2 separate regions of the Homo sapiens genome follow, and region 1 is linked to region 2. A link is a loop called in an ENCODE intact Hi-C map of the cell type or tissue named here. Cell type or tissue: ascending aorta. All regions are shown on one strand. Links, peaks and the distances in the headings refer to the core of each region. The heading gives the core; the rest is flanking DNA. Region 1 has its middle 36 kb from the start of LINC01884. Region 2 has its middle 370 kb from the start of LINC01822.

What was found. A loop is a pair of places that touch in the nucleus more often than their neighbours do. Peaks named below come from ENCODE experiments on the same cell type or tissue, not always from the same donor. Only the 100,000 strongest peaks of a DNase experiment are listed, where the experiment ranks them.
Region 1: a loop joins it to region 2, with 3 times the contacts of the local background. A loop is called at or near these places in 1 of 110 quality-filtered maps.

Annotation. Positions count from the first base shown.
Region 1 is chr2:22,497,506-22,502,895 of GRCh38, reverse strand. No RefSeq gene overlaps it. Among named protein-coding and RNA genes, the nearest start is that of LINC01884, 36 kb to the left of the region's middle. In ascending aorta, for the core only: no CTCF peak of the experiment used is centred there; DNase peaks (open chromatin) are centred at 2,835 and 3,175; H3K27ac peaks cover 3,237 bases.
Region 2 is chr2:22,081,781-22,087,170 of GRCh38, reverse strand. No RefSeq gene overlaps it. Among named protein-coding and RNA genes, the nearest start is that of LINC01822, 370 kb to the right of the region's middle. In ascending aorta, for the core only: no CTCF peak of the experiment used is centred there; no DNase peak of the experiment used is centred there; H3K27ac peaks cover 714 bases.

The DNA of each region.
Region 1 (5,390 bases), core at 243-5,242, 420 kb before region 2:
TGCTGTTCCATAAGATGGGTGGGATTCAGGTACAACGGGGATTTTTTTCTAGTGGGAAGAAATACATATTACTTATCAGAAATTCTATGCATGGGAAAGATAAATTATGACCTGTTTCTAGTCGAGGAAAAAATTCAGGCTAAGAAAAATTCATGTATATTTGAACTCAATGGGGATGAATCAGGAAATTGAAGAAAGTAGAATATTTATGGTATGTTCTTAGATTGAAGTATAAGCAAGGCTGGCTGGAAACTGAAGGAAAGCTTGGTTGGCGTGAGGTTCTGGTGAAAATCTACTTTGAGTTTGTATTGAATTCTGTGTGTAATATATAGAGAGATAGACACAATTAAAGAGTTTCATCAGTTCCTGTCATGGAAGAAGAAACCACAAGACAGGGTAGAAGGATGAAGGACTGAATATGGGTCTGAAATCCCACATGAAATGAAGGGGAGAGACATGATGGAGTAAATGACAGTTGGTGCAGAGATATAGCCCTTGGACATGAAGCTACTGAAGTCTGTAAATTCTTTTTTATTAAACCAAACTATCATATATTATGACAGAAATTAAACTCAACATCTGTTCTAAGAGTTTTCACAGAACTGGGACTTCATTATGAGTATATATATTTGTCCACATACACCATATATATGAACAGTGAGGAATCTCATCTATTCTCACATTAATATGTGGCAGAACTGTAATTTTTGTTTTTTTTAAGACTTGTTTAAAAACCTGGCGGTCTTCTCTTCCTTCCCAGCCAAAATGGAGTAGTAGATTGCACTCCATTTATGAACCAGCCATACATTAACTTGCAGCGTGGGTAGGATTACCATAAATTAAGGCAAAACTACAACACTAAGCAAAAGAACAGAATGTGTTTGGCAATGGGCTATCCTTGACTTTGTAATCATTTGTTTTAATTCTAATCTGCACACTCCAGTAATCCACCAGCCAAAGAGGCTTGTGAATTAGCAAGGTTTTGCTGTTTATAAAACACTTGCATAAATATATGTGGAGACTATGTTTGCACCCAGGGTGTGCATTTTTGTGTGCAGATGCATCTGTGTGGGACTGGGCACAGTTCTGGATGTCTTGGGGACAATGGGAATGTGTAGGTCTGGGTATCTGTGTGTTGTGTTGTACATCAGTGTGTGAGGAGGAGTTGGGAGTTGTCATGCATACAGCTATGCTGGCAAGAATTTGCTAACGAAGGATTGAGACACCCAGAGGTTTGTGAACTCACTGCCTAGTCTACTTTATTACAATAAGTGTAAATTTGGAGCAGACAATGACATTGGGGATGTTTTGTAGAAGAGGTTACAGTGAGAAGAGGTGAACTGCTTAGAGTCACATGGATATTGGAGATAGGATACAGATTCCTCCTGAAAATAACTGCAAAATGAGTTTGTTTTCAAGTCCATTGAGTAACACTAGCTCTGAAAGTAATCCAAATCAGAAGTCTAAAACTTGAAGACAGGCAATCCCCATCTAGGGCATCCTTAGTGTCACTTCCTTTGTTTGCTTTGCTGTGGTGAAATGATGGCCATTGTCCTACTTACCAGAGGCAGTGGGGACTAAAGACTGAAGCAGAGGGAGAATAAAGGAGGCATTTCTGTCGGTCTGTTTTAACTCACAGATCTTGGTATTGGTGGGGTGTGTATATGCCAGTGTACCTCCACGTGACCATGCCTGGTTTTAGGTATACAGAAACTAAGTATTAAAATTACTAAGTAGCGGACTATATTCTACGAGGTCAAGGTCATAAAAGACTTTCCCTGCCATACTTAGTTATGCATGAAATTCTTCTAAAAAGAGGAAAGAGCTTTTTATTCTACATGATGGGGATTAGCAATTGGGTTCCCTAAGAACCCTGGAGTTTGCTGAAGGGGTAAGAAACTGATGTAAGAACACAATCCTAAGAACAGGGCTAAAGACTGAAGAAAGAAGAGAGTATGGTGATACTAGGAATAGGGAAAGCATACGAAATGGAAGCAGGGCCCATAAGCTAAGTTTTAGTGATGCAGAGTTTGCTGAGTGTTGGCTCTGTGTGTGTGAATGTTGGGCATGTACACACATGAACACATATTGAATATATAAATTATCAGCACATTTTCTCTGTTGTGAAGTATTTAAGTGCCAAGATATAGGTGGTTCTTGGAAGTACTTGCAGAGCATATGCTGTGCTGTTCCACCATCTGTACCAGCCCTTTGGACCAGATTCTGTTGCTTTGCTTTGGGGCAAGAAAGAAGGAAATGAGCAGATTTCTCCCTCATTTGTGGTTCTTCTGCCCCTACCAGCTCATTCCTGTGACTCTACCACCAATGGGTCTCATTCACCCTTCTCCCTGTGGTGCACTTGAAACTTGATCTTTCACAGTGAAGAAATGGCTCTGTTGTCACCTACAAGGGGAAAATTCCATCCTTTCAGACAACACTGCAGAGGCAACTCTGTTCTCAACAACATATTTGTGCAAACTGTTTTCTAGAACATTATGTCTTTTTCTCTCCCCTAAGGACCTCATGAATACCACTCCCAGCTGCAATTTCCTTCCTAGCCTTGCTGGATAATCTGGCCAAAACTAGATCTGATCAGTGTCTATGCACAACTTATAAAACAAAATCTAAATCCTTTATGTAGCTAGATAAAAATACTCGTGACCAGGTTTTGCCTACCTTGCTGACTCTATGTCTCACTATTAGACATCTTCTCTTGTCCCTACCACTAGGATGTATGTGAAGTTACACAAATTTGTCATGCACTTTGGATGCCAAATACATTCTTTCCTTAGCCTGAAAGGATGTGAGGCAGTAGGCATCCCTCCCCAAGCCCCCACCTCACCAAGCTTTCCATCCCTGATGCCTCACATCTGGCCTTGTAAAACACCATAATCCTTCAAACTTTTCTGGCTGAGTCATGGAAAGAGAGAGACTTTTCCATTTGTCCTCTAAAAATAAAAAAGCTTTTTTTTTTTTTTTTTTTTTTTTTTTTTTTTTTTTTATGAAAACAGGGAAAAAATAGAAAGGAAAAAAAGCATGTGACAAAACCTAGAATTTATTAAATTCTACAAAATGGGTTTCTTACTAAAATAACTTGCCCCCGAAGGGCTTAGCTATCCCAGTTTTCTCATTCCAACCCTGCCTTGGCTGACCCAGGGCATAAATAGATTTCCTGAGACCTTGGCCAGCCTTAAGCTGCTGTCTTGGGAGTCTTTCTCCCACACTCCAAGGGACATTGCTGATTCATAGTGCTTGTTCTGGGAATTTGAAAAGGGCAATCAGAAGTTACACTGCATGATTTTTCATCTCTATGCTCACACAGAGGGCTGTGATAAGGGCATTGAGTAAGATGACCTCCAGGATTCTCCCTCCTTGGTCTTCTCTCCCTGGAATCCTCCCCAGCATCCTAATCTCATTTTTAGTTTTTCCACCATGCGGCTGAAACTTGCTTTTCCTGTGTCCTCTAGGTGATACTCGCATGACCAAACTTAGAGTAGAGGAGACACACTTAGTAATTAATGACTATCTGGGGTATCTTAATGACGTAGTTTGTCATATGGAAAGAGTGATGAGATGGAAGACTTGAAGCACCACTTGTGGGGTGATAAGATCCATTCTCCTCTTGGCTGCCTCTTGGTTGCCATGGCAACACCATTGCTATAGGGCTCTGTGACTGTGTGAGGGGGTTGCAGGAATAAATTTGTGGCAGCCTTTGGGAGTCAGTCCTGATGCTGAAGGATCTCCCTCCTTCCCCTGAGTAGCATTTCCTCTGCTCCCATCAGTAAAGGGGGAGAATGTGAAATTGCCCTTTTGAAGACACTGGTTAGTATGGTTCAAAGGCTGTGGTTAATGCATGGTTGTGAAGAGCTGAAAACTAGAAGAGCCAAACAGAAGTTCTCTGCTGCTGAGGACTGGCATTCATGGCAGTGAAGAGTGAAGTTGGGATTCAGACAGTAAACATCGTAGGAAATTTTGATGCATGGAGACCGCGTCATTCTCTGGAGCACTGGGTGATGGAGCAGAGCTGGCTCTTTAATTCCTCGCTTGCCCTGGGCTGGTGGTTCTCAGGATGGGTCCTGCCTCTTTTTCACTTTCATATATATATATTAGCTCTACTTCTTATTCCAGTCCATAGGCATGTTCACTGTATTCCAATTCCAAGCAGGGCCATGGTTTCTGAGCTTTCACTATTTTTTAACCAAATGTATAATTCTGCAGGGACTATAAGGCATGTTGATGTGAGTATCTCACTCAATTATGGGGTCATCTCTGCTTCTTGCTCTCAGTTGCTGTATCTACTCTCATTGTGTAGGATGCCTATACTTTAAAATATATTGATTTATTCAGCTTGGTTCCTCTTAGGAAGAGCATTGTGAGAATTTTCAAAAACATTTTGATAAATACTTTGAAATGGCAGATGATATCCGATAAGAAGGGCACAAGTAGTGAACTGCAGTCATGAAACAGGCTTCTAAGGAGAGTGGTGACAACTACTCGGAGGGCGTTAATTTCACTCAGTCCTATGAGGTAAGGAGGGAATGCTGGTCAGAATTTACAGAGATGAATTACTCCACATACAGAAAAGAGGAAAACCAGTAATTCAGGGAAATCCCAGACTGGAGAATAGAAGAACCAGAAAGCAATTTAGATGCTAGAAACAAGAATGTATGAGAAATGGAAAGAGAAACTTCCCTCAGCACCAGTGTACAGCTTAGAAGGGGTGTTTGATACTGAGACAAGAGTACAGATCATGTAGCAGAGCCCTGCCCAAGACTTCATGGATCTTTGCTACAGAACTCAGAATGTGACTGGTGTGACTGGATTCACTGAGAAGACTGTTGAAGGTTGGAGTTCTACTTCCTGGTTCACAGGGGCAGGGGACAGATGCCATCTCAGGAAGTGAGGAGAAGGTCGGAGTTCTACTTCCTGGTTCACAGGTGCAGGGCACAGATGCCATCTCAGGAAGTGAGAAGAAGGTTGGAGTTCTGCTTCCCGGTTCACAGGAGCAGGGGACAGATGCCATCTCAGGGAGTGAAGAGCAGACTGTAGCCATGCAGCCAGGGCCAGCACATCTGCTTGCCGCATGAGGTTGGAACACAGAAGCTTCCAGGAGAGATAGCCTTCCGTCTCTTCTTTGATTATTTGGTCACTGGTAGTTTGGGGCACATGCAGCACCATTTCCCTATTTAATGATATCAACAAAGAGGCTGATTTTACTCATCTTAAGGTGTCACAGACAGATATTGTTCAGGATTATTAAAAATGTTACTCTGTAGTTATACAGTAGCTTAAGTGTTATAATCTCACCCAATGCCTCCTTAAGATTAGTCCCATGTTCTCTTATTAATCAATCTCTAGCATGTTATTCAGTCTGCTTTTCATAAACCAAG
Region 2 (5,390 bases), core at 199-5,198:
CTTCATTGTGTTAGTATGTTTCTCACATAGAAGGTGTTCTTGTCTGTTAGTAAAGTGAAACAGAGTTCATCCACTGGATGGCAACTTTCTTTGTGATGGGAGATGTTGATGTGCCTTATTATTTTTTATCTTTTTATTTTCTTAATTGTCTATTTTCTTTGTTTTTTCTTGCATATCCTGCTTCCAACTGACGCCTTCTGTTAAGTTACCTCACTCTTTCCTGGCAGCAATAGTTTCCCAAGACTGCCAACTTCTCTTCCTTGGTAGTTAGCATTCTGGTCAATGAAGCTCTAGGCATCAGTATTACAATGTTTAGCCAGTTTTCACACACTGTATGCCTCATCTATGTAAGTATATCTACTGCACATGCTAAAAATAATGTACTTCCTGTTTCATTAGTGAGATTTCAAGGTTCGTTTATTTATTCAAGTAATATATGCTGACAATTTACCATACTAATGAGGGATAATAAGTAAAATGAATCCCCAAACTTACATTCTAGAAGATCCAACTAATCACCTAAATAGTTGTAAGTGCCATAATATTTATTTTAGAGGCCACAGCTAAAGTTAGTTGCCTTAGTTCATACACACTTTCTGGAGGAAACAGAAGTATTAATTAAGCAAAGAGATAAGAATAAGGATGCCACAGGCAAGACAAAACAACAATTGGATCTCACACTCAACAAAATTCAGAATGAATGTTTATTTGATGTGTTATTTGTACTACATTTTATAATTGCACTACAGTATAAATATTTTGAAGAATAAATCATCTTTTGCAAGTTGATATCACAAATCATTTTCAAATGGATTTAGATAATAGTTTGAAGACACTTTCTCCATCAAATTCAATTAATAAATCAGTTGCTTTAAATGTTGTGTTTGCAAACATTTTAAAATGCTTTTCTTTCTAACATTATTGTCTTTCCTTAATAAATTTGTTATTTTTGACATCTCTCTAAAATTCTCTGAAATACAAGAACACTGGATACATCTAGTTTTGCTTTGGTTGTTTGTTTGTTTTGTTTTGTTTTTACATTGAGTCTCACTTCGTCACCCAGGCTGGAGAGCAGTGGTGCAATCTCAGCTCACTGTAACCTCCACCTCACAGGTTCAGGCAATCTTCCCACCTCAGCCTCCTGAGTAGTTGGGACTGCAGGCATGCACCACCACACCCAGCTAATTTGTGTGTGTGTGTGTGTGTGTGTGTGTGTGTCTGTGTGTGTGTACGTATGTGTGTGTGTGTGTGTGTATATATATATATATTTTATTTTATTTTATTTTTTTTTAGTGGAGATGGGGTTTTGCCATGTTGTCCAGGCTGGTCTCGAACTCCTGACCTCAGGTGATCCACCTGCCTCGGCCTCCCAGAGTGCTGGGATTAAAGGCGTGAGCCACCGCACCCAGCCTCATCTAATTTTTTTTCTTTCTGTTTTTGTAAGAAATATGTCAATTTGGCTCTGTCTTCGCCTTAGAGACTTAGTTCAAATGTGAGATAAGCAGTGGAATCAGAAAAGCATGACATCAATTATTAAATTAATATCCACAGTCTAATATAGTACAGTGAATCCAGAAATATAATTTAACATTCTGAACTTGGAAGAGTTATTTACTATATGTTAAAATATTTTAAAAATGTATTCAGGATGATGGTGAACCAAGCATGGATTCTGAGGACTCTCCATTTGAAGCCATCTGCAAATTTATCACAGCTCTTGGAACAAATTTTAGTATAACATTACTTTTTGTCTATAGTAAGCTAACATTCATCCTATAGTACCTCCAAAATTATGCACATGCTCATACTTTTTTCATTCTTAGTAATGATGTTTTGGTTCTCATTACCTTAGTTTTTAAATGATAAATTCTCATTCAAATCTAGTTCAAATTTCTTCTCTATGCAAAGTGATGGTGCCACCTTCCATGATTCAGCATTTAATACATTGCTTGGCAAATAATCATTTCATAAATATTGAACTAAAACTTTAACGTTTTATTTCCTTTCAAAATATAAGCAAAAAAGTTATAAAATGTTGCAACCTACATGTAACCTGATTTAGAGTAAACAGATATAAATACTGTGATAATTTGCTTCAGAATTTTTTTCTTCTTCAGAAAGCGACAGAGAAAAATCAAAATTGGAACTAAATCTTGTATGCTCCCATCCACAGGTATAACTCCTCATTTTTCTCAGATGAAACCATTATGAATTTGATGAATATTCTTCATTCTGTATTATGTTCTACTACATATGTGTGTTTTATATAGTATTGTTTAGTATTTTAGCTTATGAAATACTAAATAAGACATATAGAATGATAAATGAATTATTTTTAATTTATTTTAAGACTTTTATACTATTTTAAGGTTAATAGTATCTATGTAAAATTTATTAATTTTATTTCTATAATGTATAACATATAAATATACATTTTTATGCATTCCTTTGTTGATCAAATTTTGTTACAGGCGTGGTAGCTTATGCTTGTAGTCCTAGCTACTTGGGAGTTGGAGGCAAGAAGATTGCTTGAGCACAGGAGTTTGAGGCTGTGGTGAGCCATGATTGTGCCGTTGCACTCCAGCCTGGGCAACAGATTAGGACCCTGTTAAAAAAAATAAATTGTTAGATTTTCCTATTTTTTTCTTTGTTACTAAATATTAAGCAATACTACTCATTAAGTACATCTCTATGTGCAAATATACAAGATTTTCTCTAAAAAATTTACTGATTAAATTAGTTAAATATTGGTTAAATTGTTAAGTCATAGATTATTTGCATTTTCAATAATAGTTTTTCCATCATTACCTTTCAAACGCATTTATAACATAGAACACCCCTAAGCTGCATATAGGGAGGAGCTTTTCTTTAAACTCATCCTTGCCCATACAAGTTATTTTGAATTTTTTCGCTAAGCTTATTTCATATGACACCTGTTTCTTTAAAAATATATTATCGGCCGGGCCGAGTGACTCACGCCTGTAATCTCAGCACTTTGGGAGGCCAAGGCGGGCGGATCACGAGGTCAGGAGCTCGAGACCATCCTGGCTAACACGGTGAAACCCCATCTCTACTAAAAATACAAAAAATTAGCCGAGCGTGGTGGCGGGCGCCTGTAGTCCCAGCTACTGGGGAGGCTGAGACAGGAGAATGGCGTGAACCCGGGAGGCGGAGCTTGCAGTGATCTGAGATTGAGCCAATGCACTCCAGCCTGGGGAACAGAGCCAGAATCCTTCTCCAAAAAAAAAAAAAAAAAAAAAAAAAAGTTATTTTAAGGTTAAAACTTGTTCATGTTTATTGTACATATTACTTGCCCTTTTTAAAAATGCACCTTTTTAATTTGTAGGAATATATTTATTTATTCTTTTAAAAATGTATTCATTGAATGCATCCCATGTGGAAAGCAAATCACTGTTACAGATTATAATCTTACAGCCACTAACAAGATGGAGTCCCTGTACTTATAAGTCAGTACTCTGCTGAGAGAAAATAATACTGTGAAGAGCTGAGATTTAAAGTGAAAGTGCAAATCTTAGTAATTTCTTAAGAAACAACATTCCAGAAAAAAAAAAAAAAAAGAAAAACGTGAAGTATAAAGATTTCAAGTGGGGATGTGGTGGCCTTTCCCAGGAAGAGCAAAGACTATGACAGGTGACAAACAGTGATTATGGAGAAGTGTTAGGGTTACGATGGATATGGTGACCACACTGGATTTTAAGTGTGTTGAGAAATCTTTGGTAAATTTTGATGAGTGAACTTTTACCTGTTTGCATGTTAAATAAATGGTCCAGATAAGTAGCTTTCAACAGGGAGTGATTATTCCCCCCAGTAAATATTTGGGAATGTTGGAATATATATATATACACACATACACGTGTATGTATATATATATGTACTTACATATATATATATGTGTGTGTATATATGTATTTTATATATATATATATATATATATATATATATGTGTGTGTGTGTGTGTGTATATATATAATTTCAAACAGGCGGGTTCCTGTGTTGTCTAGTTAGCAGCGGGGAGTTACAGCTAAATATCTTACAATGCTCAGGGCAGACTCTCCCCAATAGTTATCTAGCCCAAAATGTTAATAATGCTGAAGTTGAGAAGTCTGTCCTACTCCTATATCAATGTAAAAGCAGTATATTGATTGTGGATTTTCTCTATTAGGGTGAGGAAATTACTAATTTGCTGATTTTTTTTTCTTTTTAGTTTGCCTTTGTTGATCTCTAGATTTATTTTTCTATATGAAGTTAAAATTCAACCTATTTAGGAAATTATTTCATGGTAATTTTTGAGCAACTTACAGTTTTGTGACATGGCAGCTTTCTTCCTATCCAAAATATTGGGTGGTTTTTATTTTCTCCTAAAAATTATTTTGTCTTTTATTTCAGTTGTTTTGTAGTGTGTCTTCTTTAACTTTGGTCTTTTCTTCACTTATTCTTATATATATGTGTGTGTATATGCATATACGTATGCATATATAGATATGTGTATACAAATATGTATATCTGTATATATACAATCTCTACAAATGACCTCCTGAATAAGTGGTATTTGGAGTAGGTAGTGACACAGCTGCTTTTAACTACTGTATTAATGATTTCTGACCTTCTTTGTCACATTCTCTTTGGGCATGTATGTGGAAAACAATATGTGGTCTTCTTAATCATTCCATGGTGCGTTTTTCAAATCCTCCATCTCCCTACCACCTCTCTAGTTTCTGAGTAGTAATTCTGTTTTGTTTATAATCACTACTGTTGTGAGAAATACTGTTGACAAAGCATGCATAAGCTAATGAAGTGATGATAAAGTCATTGTGGCACAGAAGGCCAAACAAAATTGACATAGCTTATTGGTGACTTGTGACTTGCTTTTTAATATCTTAGTTCTAATTTTATAAAGCTAAGTCTAAAAAGTTTGAAAATTAGACTTGTGAAAAATTCACTCAGTTTTCATATCTATCTCTCTGTCTATCCAACTATATTTCACTGCCTTTTTTTTTTTGTTTTAGACAGAGTCTAGCTCTGTCACCCAGGCTGGAGTGCAGTGGCACTATCTTGGCTCCTGCAGCCTCCATCTCCTGGATTCAAGCAATTCTCCTACTTTATCCTCCCTAGTAGCTGGAATTGCAGGTATGCACCCCCACATCCAGCTAATTTTTATATTTTTCATAGAGACGGGTTTTCACCATGTTGGCCAGGCTGGTCTCGAATTCCAGACCTCAAGTGATCTGCCAGCCTCAGCCTCCCAAAGTGCTGGGATTACAGGCATGAGCCACTGCGCCCTGCCAATAGCTCACTGACTTCTATGGTAGGAGCTTGGAGGTTATGGCATTCAGTACCTAATGAAACATTTGTTGCTATATTTCAGTGGG